Linked DNA regions of Homo sapiens: region 1 is linked to region 2. Evidence: chromatin contacts called from ENCODE Hi-C or POLR2A ChIA-PET data. All regions are on one chromosome and are shown on one strand. Each heading gives the region's core, a stretch centred on a gene start or an enhancer-like site at or near the end of the contact. The rest is flanking DNA. Distances are from core to core; before and after follow the strand shown.

Region 1 (5,970 bases), core at 624-3,123, 120 kb after region 2:
ATTAGGGCTTCAACTTAGGGCCCGGGGCGGATGCAATTGAGTTCGTAGCAGACGTTATCTTCGGGATCCCCTGTCTTCCCCCTGACCCTGTGAGGCTCACTGTGAGGGGAAGGGAGTTCCATTTCTGCTAAAGCCATAAACTGGAGATCCTAAGAACTTATGGGACCACTCAGTGCTGACTTGCATAATCTCCTGGTGGCTTCCCTGTCTGCACCCCATCTCTCTCGAAGCCTGGCCTCAGGCCCTCAGCCTGGCACCCTGTCTTCCAGCCTCCTCGGCTCCACTGCAGGGCTGCCTCATCCTCAGCACAGCCCCTGTCAGCTCAGCCTCTGCACCCATGCTTTGGCCACCTCCTCCTGTCCTCTCCACTCACCCTCTGGGAAAGGGGTTCATACAATCTGCTGGCCCTGCTGCCAGCTCTAACCCATTGATCCTATCACTGTTTTGGGGTCAGTCTCCCATCCTCCAGCTGTCCAAACTCTCCACCTTACATATTTGAATTCCATGACAAATCATTTTTAACACTGCCTTGCCTGCAATCTCACCATTTTTGGATTTCTGTTTATTGAACTTGCTTGGTTAAATCTTATTCTCTTCCATCTCTGTGTGCAATTACACAACTGGTCATCACTGGTAAAAATCTCAAAACCACCCACAGAGACAGTCCAGCAGGCCGCATCATGCCACCAGCCAGCCTCATGCGCCTCCCTCATGGTCTCCTACCCATCTCCTGGCTGACACTGGTGCCTTCTCCCTCTCCTCAACCTGCACCAGCTCGGGCCTCACCCTCCCGCTGAGCACCAGCCTTGCTCTCTCCTGGTCCCTGGCAAGGTGGGGGTGATCTGAAGGAAGTCTCGGTCTCCTCCCCCTGCCCTGTCCACGGGTGCCCCGGCCCCTGTATCCAGGGCCCTGCCCTCCACACTGGGGACCACGATGCACATCCCCGCCCCGCAGAGCCAGTCCGTGGCCTGGCCTGCCCGCCCCGTGTGCAGCTTTCTGCCAGCACAGCTCTGCTCACCCTCAACTTCACTGTTTTTCTCCTGGATTCTCCCCATCAGCAAACACACATGCTGTTATTTGTCCCATTTTAAAACACAATCAAAACAAAACAGAGTACTTTGGACTGCACTTTCTGCCAGCCACCACCCTCGAGCTCCTGGCCTGTGCAGCTGACCCCACGGCCAGGTCCTCCTTCACGTTCTCGCCACCCCAAATGCGGGCACCGCGGCGCCAAACCTGCTCTTCCCACTGTTGTCAATAACCGCAGCCTGGCCGAATCCAGTGATTCATTTCTGTCTTAATCTCTCCTGGCCTTTCGGCAGCGTTTAACGTGTGCGACCCCTCCCTTCTCCTGTCTTCAGCCTTCCTCGGGATCCGCGAGGCGCCCTCTCTCCCATCTCCCTCTCAGGAGTGTGTCTCCAGCCCCGCACCTGCCCTCTCTATTCTCAGTGCATCCCCGCCGCAGGCATCACCCTCTGACTTGTCATGCCATCCGCCCCCTCCCTCACTGTATCTACGCTTTATTACCTGCCTTGGCTCGTACAATGTCAGCTTTGCAAGGGGTTCTTCCAAGGTCTTATTTTCAATTGATCAATGCCGAGGATGGGGAGCAATGCGTGTACCAGAGGGGGCTGGGCACACGCAGGCTTGTTGTTGGATGGAGGAGAGGCAGCATCCCCTGCATGCCTGGGTGGTCCCCATCTCCAGGCCTGCGACAAGCACTTCTCATCTTCCCATCCTCTGACGGAGCCAGTCCCACCCACCACGTGGACGTGGGTGTTGTCTGTGGACCAAGGTCAGTGTTTTGTTGGTTTTTCTTATTGTTTGGCACCAGCATTACATAGACCAATAGACCTTGTTGTTCTCCGCCCGGAGGGGCTGGTGCTGTGGCTGGGGCACCGCCCTGGGTAGGCCCCGCCCCAGGCCATGCAGTTCCCAGGCTCCTTTCTGGGAGGGGTTGGTTCTCACAAAGGGGGAAAATCATGAAATGGCAAACCTGAGTCACGGCAGCACAGAGGACAGCCCCTGAAGGCATAAGCAGGAAGGGCATAATGCTTTCCAAAAGAGAAAACTACATGGACTTTACTGACTCATCACTGAGTTCTGAGATCACTGACACTTACACATGTGTCCACGCTGTTGTGAGTCATGGGGAAAAATGGAGGAGCAAAATGACCAAGTGGCAGGGTCTGTAAGAGTCTCTCACTGTAGGGATGGGCTGCCCTGAGGAGACACTGCCCAGGCCTGGGTGCCCCGGGCCAAAGTCCTGACCCTTGCAGGGCTGTGTCCTGTGGATGACATGTGGCACTGGACTGCTCACTGACAGGTAGGAACTATGCACTGAGAGGTGGGAACTGCTGGCCGGGGGGTGGGAACTGCTGGCCGAGGGGTGGGAACCGCCTGCTGAGGGGTGGGAACTACTGGCTGGGGAGTGGGAACTGGGCACTGAGAGGTGGGAACTGCTGACCAGGAGGTGGGAACTGCTGGCCCGGGGGTGGGAACTATGCACTGAGAGGTGGGAACTGCTGACCAGGGGATGGGAACTGCCTGCTGAGGGGTGGGAACTGTGCACTGAGAGGTGGGAACTGTGCACTGAGAGGTAGGAATTGCTGGCCAGGGGGTTGGAACTGCCTGCTGAGGGGTGGGAACTGCCCACTGAGAGGCAGGAACTGGGCTGAGTGCTCAGTTTTCCTGTTCTGCTGATATCTTCAGAGGCATCAGGATGTGGCTGCCTTTGGGGAAGCTGCATTTACCCAGCCAAGGATGCTGCCTCCAGAAACAGAAGTGGCCTCAGGCCAGAAATAGGGGTCTGCCTTTTTAATATATTGTGTTGGTTAAATCAGCAGTCCCCAAACTTTATGGTACCAGGGACCAGTTTCATGGAAGACAATTTTTCCATCAACTGGCAGTGGGGGCAGTGGGGGCAGTGGGGGTGGTTTCTTGATGATTCAAGTGCATTACATTAATTAATTAATTAGTTTGTTTTTTTTTTTGAGACAGTTTCGTTCTTGTTGCCCAGGCTAGAGTGCAGTGTCACAATCTCGGCTCGCTGCAACCTCTGCCTCCCGGGTTCAAGCGATTCTCATGCCTCAGCCTCCCGAGCAGCTGGGACTACAGGTGCCCGCCACCATGCCCAGCTAATTTTTATACTTTTAGTAGGCACAATGTTTCACCATATATTGGCCAGGCTGGTCTCAAACTCCTGAACTCAGGCCATCCACCTGCCTCCCAAAGTGCTGGGATTACAGGCGGGAGCCACCGCACCCAGCCCAAGTGCATTATATTTGTTGTGCACTTTATTTCTATTATTATTACACTGTAATATATAATGAAATAATGATACAGCTCACCATCATGTAGAATCAGTGGGAGCCCTGAGCTTGTTTTCCTGCAATGAGATGGTCTCATCTGAAGGTGATGAGAGACAGTGACAGATCATCAGGCATTAGATTCTCATGAGGAGCACGTAACCTAAATCCCTCGCATGCACAGTTCACAAGAGGATGTGAGCTCCTGTGAGAATCTGATGTTGCCGCTGATCTGACAGGAGGTGGAGCTCAAGGGGTAACTTGAACCATGGGGAGCGGCTGTCAATACAGATGAAGCTTTGCTCACCTGCTGCTCACCCCCTGCTCTGGGGCCCAGTTCCTCACAAGCTATGGAACGGTACTAGTCATGCTCCCAGGACTGGGAACCCCTGGTTTAAATCATAAGGGAAATCTCAGTTTAAATCTTTATTTTAAAAAAATAACAAAAATGAATTTTCTGCTTATGATGGCCTTATATTAACAGAAATGAGTAGTGCTCACATTTTGGAAGTAAGCCTTCTAAGTTATGATGATGATGATGATTTACTTTTCTATGTTATATATACATGGGCGGTATGAGTTCAACAGTCACTTGCGTATTATCAGCACATGTTAACTTAGGAGGATTCTAGAACTTTTTTCTTTCACAGAATTAGAAGTACCTTTTCCAATATTCATGCCATGAAGAGTTTGTTGGTGAGTTCTGATCCACCCCTCTCAAATCTGCCTATATATGGGGCCGTCCATGGTGATGGGGTGGACAGCTGGGCTCTGCAACCTGCCAGCGTTTTCCTGCTGTGCCCTGAGGCAGTGCTCAGGCTAGCCAAAGATCTGTGGGTGCTGAATGCAGCTGTCCTCATCGTGAGCTCCCTTTTTGTCACCAAAGCTGCTTCTCTTGGTTGATTCTGTTAGGTGTGGGGTGTATCCACAATTTCTTAGGTTAATACTTAAAAGATAGAGACGTACTCAATCCAGGTCCAGTGGAATGCCTTTGGTAGTGGGATTGTACCCAAAGTTCACAGAAGATAAATTTTATATAAAATGAGCCAGGTTTGCTTTGTACATTTCCAACTGTAGAATGAAATTTAGGGGACTGAATAGTCAGTGTCTTATTTCACTTGTGTCTTTGGATACAAATGTTTTTCTTTTAAAACTCCTGACTGCATATTCCTTGTGTGTGTGTGGCTTTTAGTCCTAGATTGTAAAGCTTGCCAAGTCTGCCTGCTGGGAACTGACTCCTCTATGCAGAAGCTCCCCTTCCTCTGACACAGTGCAGGTGGGTCAAAGCCTCCTCCTGCACTTTATCCTTGAATTACACAGGAACTTGCATTGAGGCCATTGAAAGGGTGATGGCTTAGAGTGCATGAGAGCCTGGCCACCATGTGCTAGTGACCGACTGCACCCGCTGTGGCCCTCAAAGGGAGTCATCATCACCTGCCTTGCCAGGCACTGTCTGGTGAAGCCCCTGACATCTCTCCCAAGCCTGTGGGCAGTGGGGATGCTCTCTATGGCACGGAAAGCCTTTCACAGTCAGCGTGAGATAGTAATCAGTGTAAAACTGAAATGCGTCTTCTCCTTATCCACTGAGGCGTCAGCTCCCCCGCCGGCAGCAGGTGTGCTGTTTTCAGTGGCTCTGGCACCCATGGCTGTGGGTTGTGCTCTAGCAGTGTCTTCATCACAGAGGCACTTCCCTGTGTGCTGCGGCTTTGCCACCAGGACATCTTCTGCACACACTGTCCTGGGTAGGCCTTAGAGCTATGTCTGGACCAGAGAGCTTGAAACTGTGCCTACAAACCTGCTTCTGTCTCCCTGTGAATTTGAATAGGGGAGGTTTGGAGATCATGAAGATGAGCCCTTAGCGACATAGAGACGACGATTCCCTTTTCCTACTAGCAGTGACCCTCTTAGCCAGCAACCTGAGTAGCAGGTTTATCTAGGCGTCTTGTCTCCTGGTCTGTTTCTAGAGCTTTCTGCTTTGCCTGGCTTTAGAGAACTTGCTTTCTGTCCATGCCCTGTAAGGGATGGAGTGACTGATTTGCAGTTTCCAGGGGGACAGTGACTTTGAGAAGATCCCTGCATTGCACACACCACAGGATTTTACCGTACAGCAGAAACACTTCTGCCTCTGTTCATGAGGTGGGCTGGTAGAGGGCGGGCGCGTCCCCTAGGAAAGCTGAAAAAAGGGGAAAGTAAGAGAGTTCTTGGTGGAAGTATTTTTGTTTGTAACTTTGCCTCCTATAAGATATTAGAGAAGAAAATCGTCCGAGAATGGGGAAGTAGGGGAAGAGAACGGATAATCAATCCCTGGATTGGAGCTCTAGTCTAGTTGATTGGTCAGGAAGACTGCAGAGGTTTCCAGGTTGGATTGTCAATTTCAGTTCATCACAACAAGGCCCAGGAATCAGAAACAGGGCTGCAATCAGCAGAAACAGCCCTGCTCTGGACATCTCAGGGGCCTGAACATGAGGGCTGGGTCCAGGAAGGACAGGGCAAATGACGGCAGGACAGCAGCCCAGCCCAGCCAGGGCTCACAGAAGCGCTCCCAGGCAGGGCAGCAGAGGGCCCAGCAATGCTTCTTGAGAGCACGCCGCGGACATGACTTCATGTGGATGTGCTTTCCCTTCTAGAAAGACACACGCCTGGGGCACCATCATCACTCGGC
Region 2 (6,186 bases), core at 1,048-3,547:
CTAAGTAGCTGCGGGCCTTCCCATGCATATATTGAGGTGTTTTTACTGCCACATCCCTGGTTACTCCAAGCTCTGAAATAGAGGAAGCCCTCAGTGCTGCCTCTTCCCCAGCGCCTCTGTGCCAGGCTCAGTGCTGGGCTCTGGGTACCCGTCCACGTCCGTGTTGTGACTCAGCGCTGCCCCCCAACCACCCAGGGCCAGTTGATGAGGAGAGTAGGGTTCATCTTGGAAAGACCAAGCCCTGAAGACAGAACAGAACTTGGACTTGCTGCACGTGGAGGCCCTGGGGAAGCTCCCCAAGCACAACCCTCTCCAGAGGCTCCTCTTTCTAGTGGATGATTCTCAAAACAGCGCTTCTTCCAAGTTTCACTTGGTGCATACTTTATAAGGAAGCCATGGATTTGGAGTGATACCTTGAAGGTCATGGATATGGGATGTCTGTCGTGACACTGATGATAAACAGCCAAGTGAAATTTGGTTTCAATGACTGTGCAGCTGTCTCGGCTTTGGCCGGGTTTTGTGAGGCACCCTCCAGAACCCCAATGCCAGGAGCGCTAAACTTTCCCTTGTCACGGGGCTTTCGTTCCCACAGGACAAAACAAAAGAACACGTTTAGGTGCTCAAAGGATGCAGCATTCATCATTCAAACTGTGCTTCTCGTTTCTTATTTGTAAAATGGGTCTAATCTAAATAATTCCTCAGAGCATTCCTGTGAGAGATAAATTAGCTAATGCAGCAAAATTTTTGAAACAGTGTGTAGAATGGAAAGGAGTAGCCTCTGGAGAAGTATTTACATTTTACAGCGTCATTCACGCCATTGCTCATACTCACGTGGGGGCACCTCTGCTGTCTGAAGATGCGCTTCTGAATTGTATTTCGTATGAGTAGCCTTCTTCCCAAAGCAATGAAAAGGTATTCTGGAGAAATCAGATTATTGAGCTAGTATAAGCAAAGGATTTTCGCGCCAGTCAGGAGAGGTAGACACAAAAGCTTACAGGCTGGTTCTGAGTCTCACTGGCCATGGGCTTGTGCCGTGTGATGGGGAGGACGCCCATCCGTGTTTCTGAGAGCGAGTGAGATCCATTGTTAAGTACATAAGAACAATAAAACTGAGGAAACTGTGTTACAGAAATGCTGTATTAGAAGAAAAAGAAAGGTTTCTGAAATCTTCAGGCCTCCAAGGCTGAGCTACTGCAAACCTCCATACCCGTCTGCCTGTCCACCAACCTTCCAGCCTGAGTTTCCTCACTAAGCAGTGGTGTGGTCTCCTAAGGGCCTGAAGAATGAGGCTTGCTCAGTCAGCAAAGTGGAGTCCCAGAGCTGCCTGCAAACACTTTTTCCAGAGTGAGATAGAAAATGCCAAGGTTTTCTGACTCAAGAATGCTAGCAGGATTTCTGGAGCTCTTTTCAGAAGCGCTGGTTCAGGGAATTTTCCACAAAGAGAAAAATAAAAGACTACAAAATAAAAACAGCCCAGAAGCTGCAGAAGAGAGAGGGACATGTAGGAGACAGGCTGCGCTGCTTCTGCCCACATCCAGCTAAGTCTGAAGGGGCTTCACGTGGCCAGGGACCCAGCCGCGCTGGCAAAGGTGGTCAGCACATCTGTGCAGCACCTGGGCACAGCTGTTGACGTTCTTGTCCTCATAATGTCAGCCTCCTATTTAGGCTGTAGAAAAAAGCCACACTGCTTGTGAGAGCGCCCCATGAAACTGTTTGAATTAAACTTAAAAGGATCTTTGTCGACTTTGGTCAAGCACAAGACCTAACTCTCAACGGTGGTTTTACGTTTCTCCTGCGTCAAACACGTTTGCAGCCAAAGGTTTGTTAAATAAACTTCCAGCACCAGCTGCACCACAGAAAGGGTGAAGCTTCTCCTATAAAGTGTTAAAAGGCATTGTTTTTGTGTCCTTTTGGAATGACGGCCACAAGTTGCATGCCTGCACTTTTCTTTCCTTGCTCTTTTTGTTTTTGTTTTTGAGATGGAGTCTGGCTCTGTTGCCCAGGCTGGAGTGCAGTGGCATGATCTCAGCTCACTGCTGCAACCTCAGCCTCCCAGGTTCAAGCAATTCTCCTGCCTCAGCCTCCTGAGTAGCTGGGATTATAGGCATGTGCCACCACCCCTGGCTAATTTTTGTATTTTTAGTAGAGATGGGGTTTCACTATGTTGGCCAGGCTGGTCTCGAACTCCTGACCTCAGGTGATCCACCCACCTCAGCCTCCCAAAGTGCTGGGATTACAGACGTTAGCCACCTCACCCGGCCTCTTGCTCTTTTTGGTGTCCTGTTGCCAGCACTGGCTCATAGCACCCGGCCTCTTGCTTTTTTTGGTGTCTTGTTGCCAGCACTGGCTCATAGTACCCGGCCTCTTGCTTTTTTTGGTGTCTTGTTGCCAGCACTGGCTCACAGCACCTGGCCTCTTTCCTCTTGTTGGTGTCTTGTTGCCAGCACTGGCTCACAGCATGCTGTGCACAGCATTGGCTCAGGTTGTTGGGTTTCTCTTGCCTTTCCGGTCTCACCATGCAGCCCTGAGTGTGCACCTGCCAAATAAAGCTCAGTAGTTTAACCTCCACCACAGGCTCTGCTTTGCAGACAATTTGGGTTCAAACAATCACCTTCTAAAATTGTTACAGGACCATGTCCAAAGTGAGAACACCAGTTCAGAGATACAAACACACATTAGATTTCTATGTTAGTTATGAGTCAATTGATTTTCTTAAATATAACTTTCTTCAAGATTATAATATATCTTACACTACCTTTTATTGAAAAAGTATTATTTCTAGGATACAGAAATGCTTAGAAATAATATTTCATAATGAAACCAGAAGAAACAACTTTATTTTTGTAATCTGTATTTTATTAGGCTTGGCATTTCTTTGCATGTGAAGAAATGAGTATTTGGAATATATAAGTTGAATGCCAAGTGACTATTTCCTGCATTGAAGTAAGTGAATTATCCATTGTAACTCAACTGCTGTCTGTGGTTTATATTAAATACTAGGATATGTTTACCCAGCTGATTTTTATAACTACATAATTTTGAAATATCCACAGAAATACATCTAGCAACCAAAACATAGACCTGAATACCTTTTGTTATAACCAAGCCTGAGACTGTCATTCCAGATGTGATTACAGTTCCTAGTCAGTTGACTTTAAGGACAGGGGATCACCTGGTGGGTCTGACTTCGTTAGTTTGAAGGTCTTGAAGCAGACTGGGACTTCCCAGAGGAGGAGAAGAAATGCTGCTGGAGGACGACCCTTTGGCTAATGCCCATGGTATTCCCAGTGGATCAGGTTCTTCCCTCCTGCCATCTTGTTCTACATGATTCCAACTTGCTTCACCAGCCCCAGCACTGTGTGAGTCAATTTCTTATAATAAATCTTGGCCTGTACCTCTGTGGCTGAAGTGTGACCAAGATGCCATTCATTTTGATCCAGTTCCACAAAGATGCATGAAGCATTGACTGTGTGCCAGAGACTGAGGCTGGAGAGCCGAGTGAGTCATGGTCTTTGCCCTCAATGCACAAGGGACCAGCAGGAGAGACAAAATGAGACACGAGGCTGCACAGTGTGCTGAGAGCAGCATCTGAAGCAACTCACGGGTACAGGGGCACTGATTTTTTTGGGAGGGCCACAAGGGCCTGCTGAGGACAAGGACCAAAGAACATGGGGTGCTCATCCCACAGAACAGAAGCAAGGAAGGGTTGCAAGCAGGGCAGGAACAGCATTCCTGCCACTGACTGAGATCTCTAGTGTATGCAGCAGCTAAGAAAAGGCTAGAGCCATGCAGACAAGAGTGAAATGGCGAGCGCCAGGGCAGGGGAGTGGCGGAATGAGGGGTCGAGGTTTAAGGGCATGGATCGCAGTTATGTGGGATCAATTAGTCTAGAGGACCAGTGTGCAGTGTGGGAACTGTAGCTTATAATACCGCCTCATAGATGGGATATTTGCTGAGAGAGTAGATTTTAGGTGCTCTTATCACACAAAAAACTAGCCATGGGAGGGGATGGCTGCATTATTTGGCTGGCTGTAGTGATCGCTGGGCTGTGAACATGTATCTCAAAGTGTCATGTTGTGCACCGCAATTAAACAGAATAAAAATAAAATTTCAGAATGAGAAAATAACAACCAATTACTCAATAATGTTGGAGGTGAAATAGGAGGAGGGATGACAAGGACAGTGTTCTCTGGGGGCTCAGGGTGTGATGGGCACTGATTTGGGCAACCATGGGATGTGCCTCCTGTTAGGTCCCATGCGTCTGCACCCTGCAGAGCATGGGCCTGGGCAGGGCTGTTTGCCATTGTGGAAGGGCAGATCCCACGGGGAGAGGAAGGTTCTTATCTCCCTGCCCTGCAGACCCCAAGACAAGGCAGTTTGGAGGGAGCAGTTGCGGGGGACGAGATAAATGGCACTAAAGGAGTTGTAGAGGAGAAATGTGTCGTTTCCAAGGTGCTCCGATCAGAAAAAAAGGTTGTTATTTAAAGAAGAGAAATGTTGCTGGGTGCAGTGGCTCACGTCTGTAATCTCAGCACTCTGGGAGGCTGAGGGGGGAGGATCACTTGAGGTCAGGAGTTCAAGACCAGCCTGTCCAACATGGTGAAACCTCTCCTCTACTAAAAGTACAAAAAATTAGCCAGGCATGGTGGCGGGTGCCTGTAATCCCAGCTACTCGAGAGGCAGACGTTGCTGTGAGCCAAGATCACGCCACTGCACTCCATCCTAGTGACAGAACTAGAATCCATCACACACACACACACATGCACACACACACACACACAGAGACAGAGAAGAGAAATGTTGATGAGTGAATGTGTGTTTTCTCACTGTGTGATGGGCAGCCTCTTCTTCTGCCCCTTGCTTTCCCATGAAGTATATTTTAGATATATATATATATATATATCTTATATGAGAGACTTTTAAAAAATGTAATCTGTAAAGTAGGCAGAAAGGATGGAGGAAGTAGTGCTATTGGTTCATGATTGGATTCATTTGAAAAGACAAAAGCCTGAAAACACAGAACAAACAAAGGACACAGCACAAAGACACAGAAGCCCCCAGAGGCAGAGGTCACTGAGAGGTGATTATCCTCCCCACGCGGAGCCACCCAGATAAACTGCGAGGGCTGTAGGGCCCGGCACAGCGGGCGTTGGGAGCCACCTCACCTCAAGTCGCCTATGCACCTGAACAGGTGCGCTCTTTTCTTCTGTGAGCATAGAGGCCTCGCTTCCAAGGGAGGAGCCTCAGGACAATTATTCCTCAGGTGTGGCTGGAGGGCAAAAAAGTGTGTTATTTTTCTTGATTAAACAGAACAACATGAATTCTATTTTTTTAAATGTGTATTTTGGTCAGTCTTCCTGTCCAATCCAAGCTGTGAAATTTAAATATTAAAAACAGCAACAACAAGAACAGTCAAAGCCTTCCCATCTCACTGCACGACTTGATCATACAGTGGGCTGAGTCTAACTGGAAAGGCAAGAACCCCGGCGCGAATTCGCCGGGACCCGAAGCGAAGTTCCTCCCTCATTCTGCTGAGCAGAGACCAAGGCTGCCTTCACGTTTTTAACTAAATTCACATAATTTTGAATTCAAACTCAGTATGTTAAGAAGAAAGCTACTTATCATTACATATGATTTTGTGATTTTACACGGATGTCATAAGGTTTCCATTTACAGTTTTGAAACTTGCTTCCTCTCTTAATCCCCGCCCAGCCCTAGGGTTCCTGAGATCACGGTGTGGCAGCGGCCCCGCCACCCCAGGACAGCTCCTCCCTTGTGCAACCCCAACACAGCAGCAGCCACACCTCCCGTTGTCAACCAGCGTCTTCCATCACTCAGAGTCTCAAATGCTGATAATCGCAGTTTTCCAAGGAATTATTAGCTAACGTTTTGGACACATTAATTTCTCTGAAACTTTCTTCAGGAGGTTTCGTATACACGGCAATTTTAATCCATTAGAGAAATAAATGATGGCATAACAAAATATTCAGTATGGGATCTCAGTAATTATAAAGTCTATTTAAAGTGTTCCACGAGCTTTTATTTAAGTCATTTTGGGCTTTTTTTCCCCCATTCTTTGGGAAACACATGTGCACTCTCTGAATATACAGGATAATGGTATTTATTTACCACTCCACTCCCACTTTTCATTTTTTGTATAAAGCTTACACACCTAGAACTTTAAAT

What was found. Hi-C counts contacts between places; a loop is a spot of excess contacts on that map. ChIA-PET counts read pairs that join two places held with the same protein, here RNA polymerase II (POLR2A). Pooled maps may share reads with other maps.
Region 1: a map of ascending aorta shows a loop between it and region 2 (9-fold over the local background). The contact joins the promoter of LINC01615 here to the enhancer-like site in region 2. A Hi-C loop is called at or near these places in 3 of 168 maps with a recorded cell type or tissue (aorta, ascending aorta and chondrocyte) and 3 of 50 pooled maps. POLR2A ChIA-PET finds 5 or more read pairs at or near these places in 1 of 52 experiments (Panc1).

The regions. Positions count from the first base shown.
Region 1 is chr6:169,161,116-169,167,085 of GRCh38, forward strand. LINC01615 (long intergenic non-protein coding RNA 1615) reads right to left here and starts at 1,874. Exons shown (of 2, transcript NR_132623.1): 1 at 1,528-1,874.
Region 2 is chr6:169,043,259-169,049,444 of GRCh38, forward strand. No RefSeq gene overlaps it. Among named protein-coding and RNA genes, the nearest start is that of LINC01615, 120 kb to the right of the region's middle. Within about 2 kb of position 2,298, at least 4 of the 41 ENCODE cell types and tissues checked have a DNase peak (open chromatin) inside an H3K27ac peak, as active enhancers do; they include ascending aorta, where a contact is called at or near this core.